4 separate regions of the Homo sapiens genome follow, and regions 1, 3 and 4 are each linked to region 2. The links are chromatin contacts, found by Hi-C or POLR2A ChIA-PET in ENCODE. All regions are on one chromosome and are shown on one strand. Each heading gives the region's core, a stretch centred on a gene start or an enhancer-like site at or near the end of the contact. The rest is flanking DNA. Distances are from core to core; before and after follow the strand shown. Region 1 overlaps NMT2 (N-myristoyltransferase 2). Region 2 holds the start of PRPF18 (pre-mRNA processing factor 18). Region 3 holds the start of MSANTD7 (Myb/SANT DNA binding domain containing 7). Region 4 holds the start of NMT2 (N-myristoyltransferase 2).

Region 1 (2,793 bases), core at 151-2,650, 1.5 Mb after region 2:
CAAATGCCAAGCAATCCATTGTCTTCAGAAGCAACACATCATTTTTCACTTCATGTCAATTTGACTTTTAGGAAGGAATAGACATGAGCTTGGGAGAAAGACTTAATATTTAGAGAAAAAATATCAAAAATATAGAAAAAGTCAGATAAGGTTATTTTGACTGGGTACAGTTCACCCCCATTACGTGATTCACTTACCTCCTTGGAAATCTAACGTATAAAAGGTATGATGGTAATTGGATGAAATGTGGCCAAAAGATTAAAAAAACTGAGGAGCTTGGGTTCTCAGAGGTGGGTGTGTGACAAGAGTCCTTCAGGTTAGGAGATGGAGCATAACCGATGCTCTGTTAGAGTGTCTGCTGTTTACAGTGTGTATGGAAAAGTTACTTTCTGTAATTTAGAAGGAAGGTATTTACTAAAGATTTTTCCAGCTGAAAGTCTGGCTGACTCATGGATTATGCCATCTCTCGATTTAAATTTTACTTAGTGCCATCTTGGCCAAAAAGAAGAAAAAAAGATACCTTATTGAATAGAACATTTTCATTATAGACAAAGTACAGTACAATGCAGTTTTAAATCTACAAGAAACTATCCATTGCATTTCAATTTAGTTTTAATAGCTACTTCATAAGCAAGCAGTTTAATTCTCGAAAATGTTAATTAGTAATCTGCTTCAATTATGGAGGCAAATGTAGTTATTATTCTATTTAAAAGTGGTTAATAATTTGATAACAAATTATGTAAATGACTCTTTAAAGGAGCAGTGTAACTGTCACCGTGAGGTAAGCTCATGACAAAGTTTCCAACTGGCAATGCTGCAGTTATTTATTTTACTTTCGAGATAGAGTCTCACTCTGTTGCCCAGGCTGGAGTGCAGTGGTGTGATCCCGGCTCACTGCAACCCCGCCTCCTGGGTTCAAGCGATTCTCCTGCCTCAGCCTCCTGAATAGCTGGGATTACAGGTGCACACCCCCATGTCCGGCTAGTTTTTGTAATTTTAGTAGAGATAGGGCTTCACCATGTTGGCCAGGCTGGTCTCAAGACTCCTGACCTCAAGTGATCTGCTCACCTTGGCCTCCCAAAGTGCAGGGATTACAGGTGTGAGCCACCGTGCCTGGCTGATTCTGCAATTATTTGAAAACCTACTTTGTATAGACTTTGTGGCATGAAAATGAGTGGGAAGTAAAGTCCTAAATTAGAGCCTTGACTCCAGGTTAAGTCAAAATCTCATTTACTTAATGCTGGTATCTCAAACCCTGTTCCAGTGAATGAGGACTGTTTTGTTTCTTGAAGCCTTTCTCCTGTTAAGAAAGAACGCTAATGCAATTAGGGTGGAACCATCTGAAATTCCAAGTCTTCCATTATCTCCAAGAGAGGTCCTATATTATGTACTACTGTGGGGCCCAGTCGCCCTCTGGTGGTAGTCTCAGGGATGTCACAGCTGTGGGTTGGTCTTTAGAATCACGGCAACCTATAGAAAGGAGAGTTCCAACTCCTTCGTAGTGACCAAGGTCAACAAACTTTCTGTAAAAGACCAGAGAGTGAATATCTTAGGCTTTGCAGGCCACACAATCTGTCACAACAACTCAACTCAGCTTTGTAGTGTGAAGCAGCCATAGGCAATATGTAAATGAAAGTGGCTGTGGCCAAGAGTGGTGGCTCATGTCTATAATCCCAGTACTTTGGGAGGCCAAGGCAGAAGGATCACTTGAGGCCAGGAGTTAAAGACCAGCACGGGAAACATAGCAAGACCTTGTCTCTACAAAAAATGAAAAACTTAGCCAGGCGTGGTGGTATGCACGCCCAGCTAGTTCTTTTTCTTCAAAAAGACGCTGAAGCAGGAGGATCATTTTAACCCAGGAGTTTGGGGCTGCAGTGAGCTGTTGACTGTGCCACTGTATTCTAGCCTGGACAATAGAGTGAGACCCTGTCCTAAAAAAAAAAAAAAAAAAAGTATGGCTATGTTCCAATAAAACCTTATTGAGGGACACCGGAATTTGAATTTTGTGTAATTTGCACATGTCACAAAATGATGTCATTTTTTGGCTTTTTCTCCTCAACCATTCCAGAAAATAAAAACATTCTTAGCCTGTGGGCTACACAAAAATAAGCAATGGGCTGGATTTAGCCCACAGGCCATAGTTTGGTGGCCCCTGCCTGGGATAAGATATGATTGGTTTCACTGGACTCATAACTTGAAGGAAATGCCATCATGTCTAAAACAATTAACTTCTGCACTGAACTTCCTAGGCACTGGCCCAGTAAAAGCAGGGAAAAGTATCTACTTTTGTTTTTTGAGACGGAGTCTTGCACTGTCACCCAGGCTGGAGTGCAGTGGCACGATCTTGGCTCACTGCAACTTCCGCCTCCTGGGTTCAAGTGATTCTCCTGCCTCAGCCTCCTAGCAGCTGGGATTACAGGCACCCGCCACCACACCCAGCTAGTTCTTTTTGAATTTTTAGTAGAGATGGGGTTTCACCATGTTGGCCAGGCTGGTCTCGAACCCCTGACCTCAAATGTTTCGCCCGCCTTGGCCTCCCAAAGTGCTGGGATTACAGGCGTGAGCCACCACACCCAGCCAAGGCATCTACTTTGTGGTATCTGAGTTGAGGCCAGGCTACGTGGCCTCGGTTAGCATCTTATTTTTCCCGCAGATTATTGGCAATATAAACACACATCTGTAAGCCATGAAAGTTTTTCAAATTCTAGATTAAAAACACCATCAGTAACAAAATTATGAATACTTATTTACAAATAAGACATTTTCCATTAGCATGACACATGACAGTTTTCA
Region 2 (2,700 bases), core at 122-2,621:
AAATCAGGAAAATGCTAATAAATTATTATTTGCTCATTGATTAGTGAGGGAAACCCATATTCATGCAAGAGTGTTGCCATATTTAGTTCAAGGACATTTTCCTGTGTTGGCTTATTTCTGGCAAAAGTCAGGTATATTTTATTTTATTTTGTTTTGTTTTTGAGACAAAGTCTTGCTCTATCACCCAGGCTGGACTGCAGTGGCATGATCCCGGCTCACTGCAACCTCCATCTCCCGGATTCAAGCAATTCTCCTGTCTCAGCCTCCTGAGTAGCTAGGACTATAGGCACCTGCCACCACGCCTGGCTAATTTTTGTATTTTTAGTAGAGACGGGATTTCACCATGCTGGCCAGGCTGGTCTTGAACTCCTGACCTCAGGTGATCTGTCCACCTCGGCCTCCCAAAGTTCTGGGATTACAGGGGTGAGCCACCCCGTCTGGCCTCAGATATCTTTTAGATGAAGTATCACCCCCCACAAAAGACTTTCTAAATTGAAATAATTCAATTGTTCATTTTTTTGTTTTGTAAAGCATTTTACCCATTATCAGCTGACTCAACAAAATGATATTTCTTACCTTTTTTGAGTAAGAAAAACGAAATGTCAAATATTGTTCAATTATGATTTCACAAAAACAATTTTTAAACGTGCTTCAATGACATGAAAAAAATAAGTCCACTGTAAACAAATGTTAGGGACTTAAAAAATCTCTGACATAATTTTTCTCTTCAATTTAACTTTTTTTCCCTTGGGTTGGATTTAAAAAAAAAAAAGGAATTTCTGATTACATCTCCAATCATGTCACTGAAAAATCTTGATTGCTGAACACATGACCAAAAAATGATTAGTTAGCTTGAGGTAAATGTTCAATTATCACCAAGATTGGTAAGCAATCTAAAACAGAGGGAGTGAAGATAAATTGACTTCCAAACTGCTTTAAATGGTTGTAGTCGTTTAAGTTCACAGGAAATTTAACAGGCTAGTAATGAACAGACAGCCCTTTCACTCTATTGTTACAAGTTAGTATTATTGTTTAGATTTTTCTCATCCTTTTGCAAATTTTGCAAGCAAGTAACTTCAGAAACCCTAATGTAAATTTCCAGTTAATAAAGATCTTGATTTAACTGGCATTATTGAGGTGTTCTTCGAGAGGCTTTTGGAACTCAACTAGCAGGTGCAGAGAGTACTACAAAGACCCGGGTTTCCGTCCACGTTCACGTAAACCTCCCTACGAGGGGAAACTACAGGCGCGCTGCCGGAGGGCGCCGCCAGTGGGCACTCACGCACAGCTGCTTTGGCCACCACAGGCGCCCCGGGCCACTCTCTTCCCTCATCTCTCTCATCCCAGCTTCCGCCGGAAGCGGCTCCTGTCAGTTGTTCTCAGGTGTTTGGGCTTGTTGTTCCGTATACTCAGTGGGTTCGCGGCCGCCGGCCCAGTGAGGCTGGGTTCGAGGAGCTGGAGCGGGAAACTGGAGCTTAAATTCTGGCGGCGAGATGGACATTCTGAAATCAGAGATCCTTCGGAAGCGGCAGCTGGTGGAGGACAGGAACCTGCTGGTGGTGAGGACCCTGCGGTCGTGGGGGTCGGGATGTAAGAGTGAGAGTATGTGTGTCGGGGTTTTGGGGTGAGGGTGACGATACTCAGAGGATTCGGGGCGGGGACGGGGCTTAGCGAGTGTCCTGCCACTACCCCTGGTAGGCCCCCTTAGATCCAACCCTTGGCGTCTCACTGTTGAGGCTGGAGAATAGGGTCTGAGAGCAGGGAACTTGAGTACAATTCGTGCTGACTTCCCAAAGCTGGATCAAAAGGAAAACACCTGGGTCTGGGGGCGGGAACCTGAGGCCAATTAACGCCCACGTCCAAAAGCCAAACCAAAAGAAAAATCCTCATCTTCCCACCACCGAGTAGCAAAGGCTTCAGGCTGCGGCTCTCCCCGCATCCCTGCCTTTCCACCACCTCTCAGATGGGAAGGGAACGTGCCCTGCATTGGCCGTGGGCCAATCACGGGCCATCCCTTCATCTGCATAGGGCGCCAGTTCACCTCAGTCTTTAGCCACAGACCGAACCCTTCATCCAGATACGGGGTAGCTGATAGGGACCTCAGAAGGAGTACCTAAAACCCGGAAAACTTTGTAACCGGGGCCTCGAGCCGCTTGCTCGGGCCCACTCACACCCTGTGGAGTGCTTTCTCGCGTTCATAAGTCCCTACTTTTGCTGCTTCATTCCTGTGTTTTGTTACTTTTTTTGTGCGTTTTGTCCAATTCTTTGTTCAAAACGCCAAGGACCCGGGCAACTTACACTCACGGCCTTCTTTCCGGTAACCACTTGGGAGCCTTAGGGATGCAGGTGTGGGAATTGCAGGAAAACCCGAGGCTTTGTTTGTTTTCCCCCGACTGACCCTGTTTCCCTCCAGTTTACCTAACTGCCCCCTATCCCCGCTCCTACCTGTTGGCATTCTGCGGACGTGCCCCAGTGCTCCTGAGAGTTCCCTTCTGTCGCCTTACGAAGGGTTTGTGCCCAACTGAAACATGGAGGAAGGGCCGCCGGGCGCGGTGGCTCACACCTGTAATCCCCACACTTTGGTGGGCAGATCACCTGAGGTCAGGAGTTCGAGACCAGCCTGGCAAACATGGTGAAACCCCGTCTCTACTAAAAACACCAAAATTAGCTGGGCGTGGTGGTGCGCGCCTGTAATCCCAG
Region 3 (2,724 bases), core at 122-2,621, 1.3 Mb after region 2:
AAACAAAAACAAAAAACAAAACAACAAAACAAACAAAAACACAACTTTAGTACGACTATACCCATCCATTCACTCAACATATATGATGAACCTACAATTTCCTGTTCACTAGGGATATATTTTCCAGCTGAGGGCATATACATTTAAACTAATTATTTTCAGTAAAACATGGAGTGAGCGCTACAGGAGTCCAGAAGGAAGGGGCTAGCATAGCCACTTACCTTCTTTGCCTTTGCTAACAGATCTCTAAAGTGAAGTACGCTGATTTTGCAAAAACCAAAGTCTCAGAGCTAGGGGACTTGGTGGGATACAGACTCACGTATTCTGACTGCGAGTTCACAGCTGAGATACCGTGAACAAAAAGGAACCACTCTTTTGTATTCCTCTCTTTCCCAAGGAGTCAGTGTACTCCTTTGCAAAGCAATTTTCACCTACAGAGTCCTAACAAATATTAGCTATGTCCTCTGATTTAAGCTACTCAACTCAATGCCATGTTTTGTTTTCCTTTGGGGAGTCACCAACTAGCTTGGACTTGAAAGACGTCTTCTGTGCAAGGGGAGGCAAATCTTGCTGGTTGGAAGCAGCAGAATCAATCTGGCGCCAGTATCATCTGAATCTAGCATTCTTTGCACAAACTCTAATCCAAATACAAACCCACCAGCTTTTACTGCTGAAGTTTAATATTCACAGCAAAACCACAACGTGGCCTCACGTTACCACCAGGCCCGGCTTGAGCTTTTTACTCGAGCTGGGCTTGGGCGATCTAAAACGAGGGACAGGGCCTGCATTTCCTGGGCGGAATGTTATTTATAGCCAGGGCCAGGAGAAGCCAAAGCCGACAGCTGCTGCGCCGCAGCGCGGGGCCGCCGCCATGCAAGCAGTTGTCACACCGCTCACCTTCACAGTCGGCCCCTGGCCGCCCCCCGGCCTCCTGGCCCTGCGTCAGCACCGGGTGAGAGACCAAAAGCCCGGCGCAAAAGGCCACCACAGCAACTGGGCTCGCGCACCACATGCTGGGCCAGCAGCTTCAATCGCCTCCGCCACCCGCGCCCACCGCCCACCAAGCTGCCAAAGCGAGCTGAGCAGAATTCGAGGTTGGAAAGAATCTGCCAGTAGTTGCCAGGACAAATGACGCAACTGAACACAGAGTTTCCATTGGCTCTCAAGGAAGGGATAGGAAGGGGGCGGAGTGTAGGAGCCTTTTCCCGTCCCTCCCCGGTTGCGCGTGCGCACTGTGCAGTTTCCGCGGAGCGCAGAGACGCGCTGAAGCTACTCGCGGACTGCGCGTGAAGAAAGGCGGAACCTTCACGCTGATTGGCGGCGACGCGGGAGGCTGTAGCGGCCGACCGGACGCAGGGGGCTGGCGGGAACGTGAAGCTCCGCGGTGCCTGATGGGGCCGTTGGGCGGCCGGTAGCTGTTGCTGTTGGGGGACCCCCTCATTCCTGCCGCTGCCGTCCCTGCTGCCTCATGGCGGCCATCGGAGTTCACCTGGGCTGCACCTCAGCCTGTGTGGCCGTCTATAAGGTGAGGGGCTGCGGAGCTGGGCTAGGGCTTCATGACGGCCACCCGGTTTTCTGGCGCTGGGTCATCCACAGGCTTGAGAGCGGCGTGTCGCCGGCCTAGGGATGTCGTGGAGTGGCGTTGCCGCGAGGACACTCCGGAGCGAAGGGCCGGGCAGGCCCGGCCTCGCGCCTGGCGATTCCTCCGGAAAGTCGTCTACTCCGCGGCGGAGGCTCGCGGCGATGTAGACGCGCGGGGTCCCAGGGCGTCATGGCGGCGGGATGCCCGGAGGGGTCCCAGGGACGACGTAGCTGCAGGGTGCCCGGGGGGGTCCCGGAGACAGCGGGGCCGCTGGGTGTCCCGGGGGGTCCCGGGGACGGCGGGGCTGCGAGCATTTTGGGGGAGGTCACGGGGACGTCCTGGCCTCTGGATGCCGGAAGGGGTCTCGCTGACGTCAGGGCCTCAGGATTCCCGCGGGTGGGAGGTCCTGGGAAAGTTGTGGCCGCGAGGTACTTGGAGGCGGTGGTCTCTGGGACAGCAGGGCCGCAGAACGCGCTGAGCTGGGCCCGAACGTCTAGGTCCCGGAGGGGCGGGGAGGCTGCAGTCGAGCTGGGGCTGATGGTCCCGCAAAGCTGCCTGGCTGTGAAGCCAGTTGATGGTGCGTGGTCTACAGAGGTGGCCTTTCTGGAAGTGAGAGCCTGACAGGACTTGTGGCCTTTCTCTCATCAGTGGGGAGGCAGAAGAAACGATAATCATGAACTCCGTTGCCACTAGTCCCGCGTTTAAATGTCAAATGACTTGTTAGGAAAAGCCAAAGGGAATAATACTACTTCATTTGTAGAAATGGGAAGAAAGGGGCCCAGCGCGGTGGCTTACGCCTGTAATCCCAGCACTTTGGGAAGCCGAGGCAGGCGGATCACGTGAGGTTAGGAGTTCTAGACCAGCCTGGCTAACATGGTGAAACCCCGCCTCTACTAAAAATACTAAAAATTAGCCGGGAACGCCTGTAATCCCAGCTGCTCAGGAGGCTGAGGCATGAGAATGGCTTGAACCCGGGAGGCGGAAGTTGCAGTGAGCCGAGATCTGGCACTGCAGTCTGCACTCCAGCCTGGGCCACGGAGCAAGACTCCGTGTCCAAAAAAAAAAAAAAAAGAAATGGTAATGGTAAGAAGGAAGAGAGGTAGGAAAGGTAACGTAATAATAGCCTTCGTTTTGTGTGTAGA
Region 4 (2,700 bases), core at 147-2,646, 1.6 Mb after region 2:
TTCTTCATTTGTTAATATTTTATAATGAATTAGAGGTCAGTCAAAAGTCCCTTTCTATAATAAATCTTAAAGTAGACAAGTAGAATGCAAATGATTTACACTTTCAATGATCAATCATTTCAAGAATCTCTCTACGAACTGAGTAAACCATCTGTGACTCAGGCCTCCCTATCATGTTTTTTAAGCTGACCCACTTCTCCATCACTCACCATGGTTCGAAAAATCTCACTTCTAAGGGTGTAGCAAGAACCGCTCTGTGCCAGCGCATAGTTTGAATCCAATAGGGTAAAAGGGTAATGTAAACAGCACTTTAAAAGGACACCAGTTTTTATTTAAAATGACCCACTGCCTCTAAAAAGAGAGCATCAACACCGGCCTTCACCTGAAGCAATCCTTTTCTCCAACAGAAGAGCAAATCAAGTCTGCAGGGTTCGGGGGCAAAGGGAAAGGATTAAGAAATCCGATCAAGTGTGAAAATGCGTGGTGCATCGAGTTTTGGAGATCAAATACCAGCTTTGCAAACAGGATACGGCCAGGTCAGCGGGAGCCCGGTTCAGGGGATCGGCCCTGCTCTGAAGAGCTCTAGGGACAGGCGAGGCGGTGCAAAGCCCAGTATCCCCAGCAGGGGCCGGGCCCGGGACCCCCTCGGCGCCAGAACTTTGCGCAGTTCGCCGCCTGCGGCCCCGACACCATCGGGGCACCTCCACGCCGCTCCACCCACGTCTTTGCCCATTCTTTTCGGGTGGCGGCTGCGGAGAGGGAGTCTGAAGGGACTTAACAAGGATGGCAGGGAGCAGAGGAGGGCGACCTCCTACCCCAGGCTGCGGCCGCCACAAAGGGAAGGGCGTAGCGCCTCTCCTCGGCGCCCACCGGAGCCACCCGCGGGCGAGGGCAACAGGCGCCTCCTGGGCCAGGCCGCCGGCGGGGATGGGCGAGGCTGGCCGGGGGCGCGCGGCAAGTGACAGTAGCGTCTCCCCGCCCGGGCCCCAGCCTCCCCGCCCACCCCGGGCCTCGCCTCCCCGCGCACTGCACTCTCCCGCGAGCCGCGCGCCCCGGACCTCACCATGGGCTCCGCGCCACGGAGAAGCCATCGCGGGGCGGAGCGGCCGAAGAACCCCCAGTCCTGGGAGCCACCCCCGAACGGGAGACCGTGGCGCGCGCGGTCCCCGCCCTGTCGCGCCCGGTGCGCCAGCGCGCCGCCCCTACCCTTTGGCGTGCTCCGTCTCCTCCTCATTGTCCCCGTCTATCCCGCACGTGTCCTGGTCGTCCAGTTCCAGGCTCTGCTGGCTGGCCGCAGACTCGCTGTCCTCCGCCATCGCGGCGGCGCTGGCTGGGGAGGCGGTGCTCGGGGCCGGGCCGGAGCGGCCGCAGCTCCCTCTAGTGCCTCCCGCCGTACTGCTTGGAGTCGGAGCCCGGGCGCTACGCCCCGCCCCGCCCCGCCCGCGCCCCGTCCCGCCCTCCGTCCCGCCCCCTCCCCGCCCTCCGTCCCGCCCCGCCCTCCATCCCCGCCCCTCACCGTCCGCGCCCAGCCCGCCGGCCCCGCCCTGCCCGCCGGCCCCGCCCTGCCCCACGGGCTTGAACCCCGCCCACCTCTTCGTCCCTCCCCACCAAGCCCCGCCTCTCCCCGTCCCGCCGGCTTCAATCCAGCTCTCTAACCCCGCCCGCCTCTGAGACCCCTCCCCTCCAGCCCCGCCTTTCCCCACCCTGCCGGCTTCAAACCCGCCCTCTAACCCCGCCCACCGCCGCAGCCCCTCCCAGATGGCCCCGCCCCTCCCCGCCCCGCCAGCTCCAACCCTGCTCACCCTGGCCAGCCCTGCACAGGGCCGAGTCCTGTACATCCAGGCCTGCGCGGTGCCTCTGCCTGGGGCTCGGCTCTCAAAGCTGCAAACGTGCAGACTTGACATCCTGAGTGGCGGCATTTTTGGAACACAGGCCATGCGATTTTACTTCTGGACGAATTAGGGAGCGCTCCCAGCCCGTGCAGGGGTTTTTCCCACTCAGGAGTAGGCACTCAGGGATGGGGCTTTCCAGAAACTCTTCCCGCCCCTCCACATACATGTTAACAATTCCATTTCGCATCTATCTATCCATCTAATACATTATAAAATCAAATTCAAAGTCAAAAACAGTATTTCCAGCCCTCCACCGCCCTGTCCCAACCAGGCTTGCAGCACTAAAACTCTTGACAGAAATTTTTGAGCTACCCCTGCTTTCCCTGGACACTACTACGGACGGCTCAGACCAGAACAGACATCTTGAGGGACTTGGGGACGTGTCCACGATGCTGGGGGATTGGACAGTTTCAGGTAGGCTACCCTGGCTTTCCCAAAGTCAAGGTCATGACCTAGATTTCCAAGCAAACGTGCACGGCCTTCTGTGCTGAAATTGTCCGCTGTCTCTCTCAGAAGAGGGAAGGGAGGCATTCTGTAGTACTGCCAAATAGAAGACCGGTGAAGTTCAGCCTCTCTTATTTGCTACTGCATTCTGTACAGAGCAGTCCTGTCCTTTGCTTTGCTGAGATGATCTTGTTCAAATGTGCTGCTAGGCCACCGGAAGTCTCCGCAGTGGTTTTGCAAAGATAATCATCAGAACCCGCTCAGTGAGGAAAATGAGACTTTAAAGAGCCACCTGAATTTTTTGGTGTGGGTCCTTTTTTTGCAGAAGATACTAGGAGCATTTTATGGCTTTTTTCCCCAAGGG

Evidence for each region. Hi-C counts contacts between places; a loop is a spot of excess contacts on that map. ChIA-PET counts read pairs that join two places held with the same protein, here RNA polymerase II (POLR2A). Pooled maps may share reads with other maps.
Region 1: a map of CD4-positive, alpha-beta memory T cell shows a loop between it and region 2 (5-fold over the local background). The contact joins the enhancer-like site here to the promoter of PRPF18 in region 2. A Hi-C loop is called at or near these places in 3 of 168 maps with a recorded cell type or tissue (CD4-positive, alpha-beta T cell, CD4-positive, alpha-beta memory T cell and CD8-positive, alpha-beta T cell) and 10 of 50 pooled maps.
Region 3: a map of B cell shows a loop between it and region 2 (26-fold over the local background). The contact joins the promoter of MSANTD7 here to the promoter of PRPF18 in region 2. A Hi-C loop is called at or near these places in 5 of 168 maps with a recorded cell type or tissue (B cell, CD4-positive, alpha-beta T cell, CD8-positive, alpha-beta T cell and 1 more) and 12 of 50 pooled maps. POLR2A ChIA-PET finds 5 or more read pairs at or near these places in 1 of 52 experiments (CD4-positive, alpha-beta T cell).
Region 4: a map of B cell shows a loop between it and region 2 (23-fold over the local background). The contact joins the promoter of NMT2 here to the promoter of PRPF18 in region 2. A Hi-C loop is called at or near these places in 1 of 168 maps with a recorded cell type or tissue (B cell), 1 of 37 single-sample maps with no recorded cell type and 8 of 50 pooled maps. POLR2A ChIA-PET finds 5 or more read pairs at or near these places in 1 of 52 experiments (Panc1).

What each region holds. Positions count from the first base shown.
Region 1 is chr10:15,105,176-15,107,968 of GRCh38, forward strand. It overlaps NMT2 (N-myristoyltransferase 2), which reads right to left. Exons shown (of 12, transcript NM_004808.3): 12 at 595-2,793. Among named protein-coding and RNA genes, the nearest start is that of RPP38, 9.2 kb to the left of the region's middle. Within about 2 kb of position 1,401, at least 3 of the 41 ENCODE cell types and tissues checked have a DNase peak (open chromatin) inside an H3K27ac peak, as active enhancers do.
Region 2 is chr10:13,585,594-13,588,293 of GRCh38, forward strand. It overlaps PRPF18 (pre-mRNA processing factor 18), which reads left to right and starts at 1,372. Exons shown (of 10, transcript NM_003675.4): 1 at 1,372-1,559. The coding sequence starts at 1,494. RefSeq lists enhancers at 1,327-1,666, 1,842-2,437.
Region 3 is chr10:14,836,935-14,839,658 of GRCh38, forward strand. MSANTD7 (Myb/SANT DNA binding domain containing 7) reads left to right here and starts at 1,372. Exons shown (of 5, transcript NM_001378785.1): 1 at 1,372-1,525. CDNF (cerebral dopamine neurotrophic factor) reads right to left here and starts at 1,103. Exons shown (of 4, transcript NM_001029954.3): 1 at 898-1,103. The coding sequence starts at 1,012. It overlaps HSPA14 (heat shock protein family A (Hsp70) member 14), which reads left to right and starts at 1,372. Exons shown (of 14, transcript NM_016299.4): 1 at 1,372-1,525. The coding sequence starts at 1,469. RefSeq lists a silencer at 1,156-1,265 and an enhancer at 1,416-1,655.
Region 4 is chr10:15,167,297-15,169,996 of GRCh38, forward strand. It overlaps NMT2 (N-myristoyltransferase 2), which reads right to left and starts at 1,397. Exons shown (of 12, transcript NM_004808.3): 1 at 1,207-1,397. The coding sequence starts at 1,316. RefSeq lists a silencer at 767-1,596.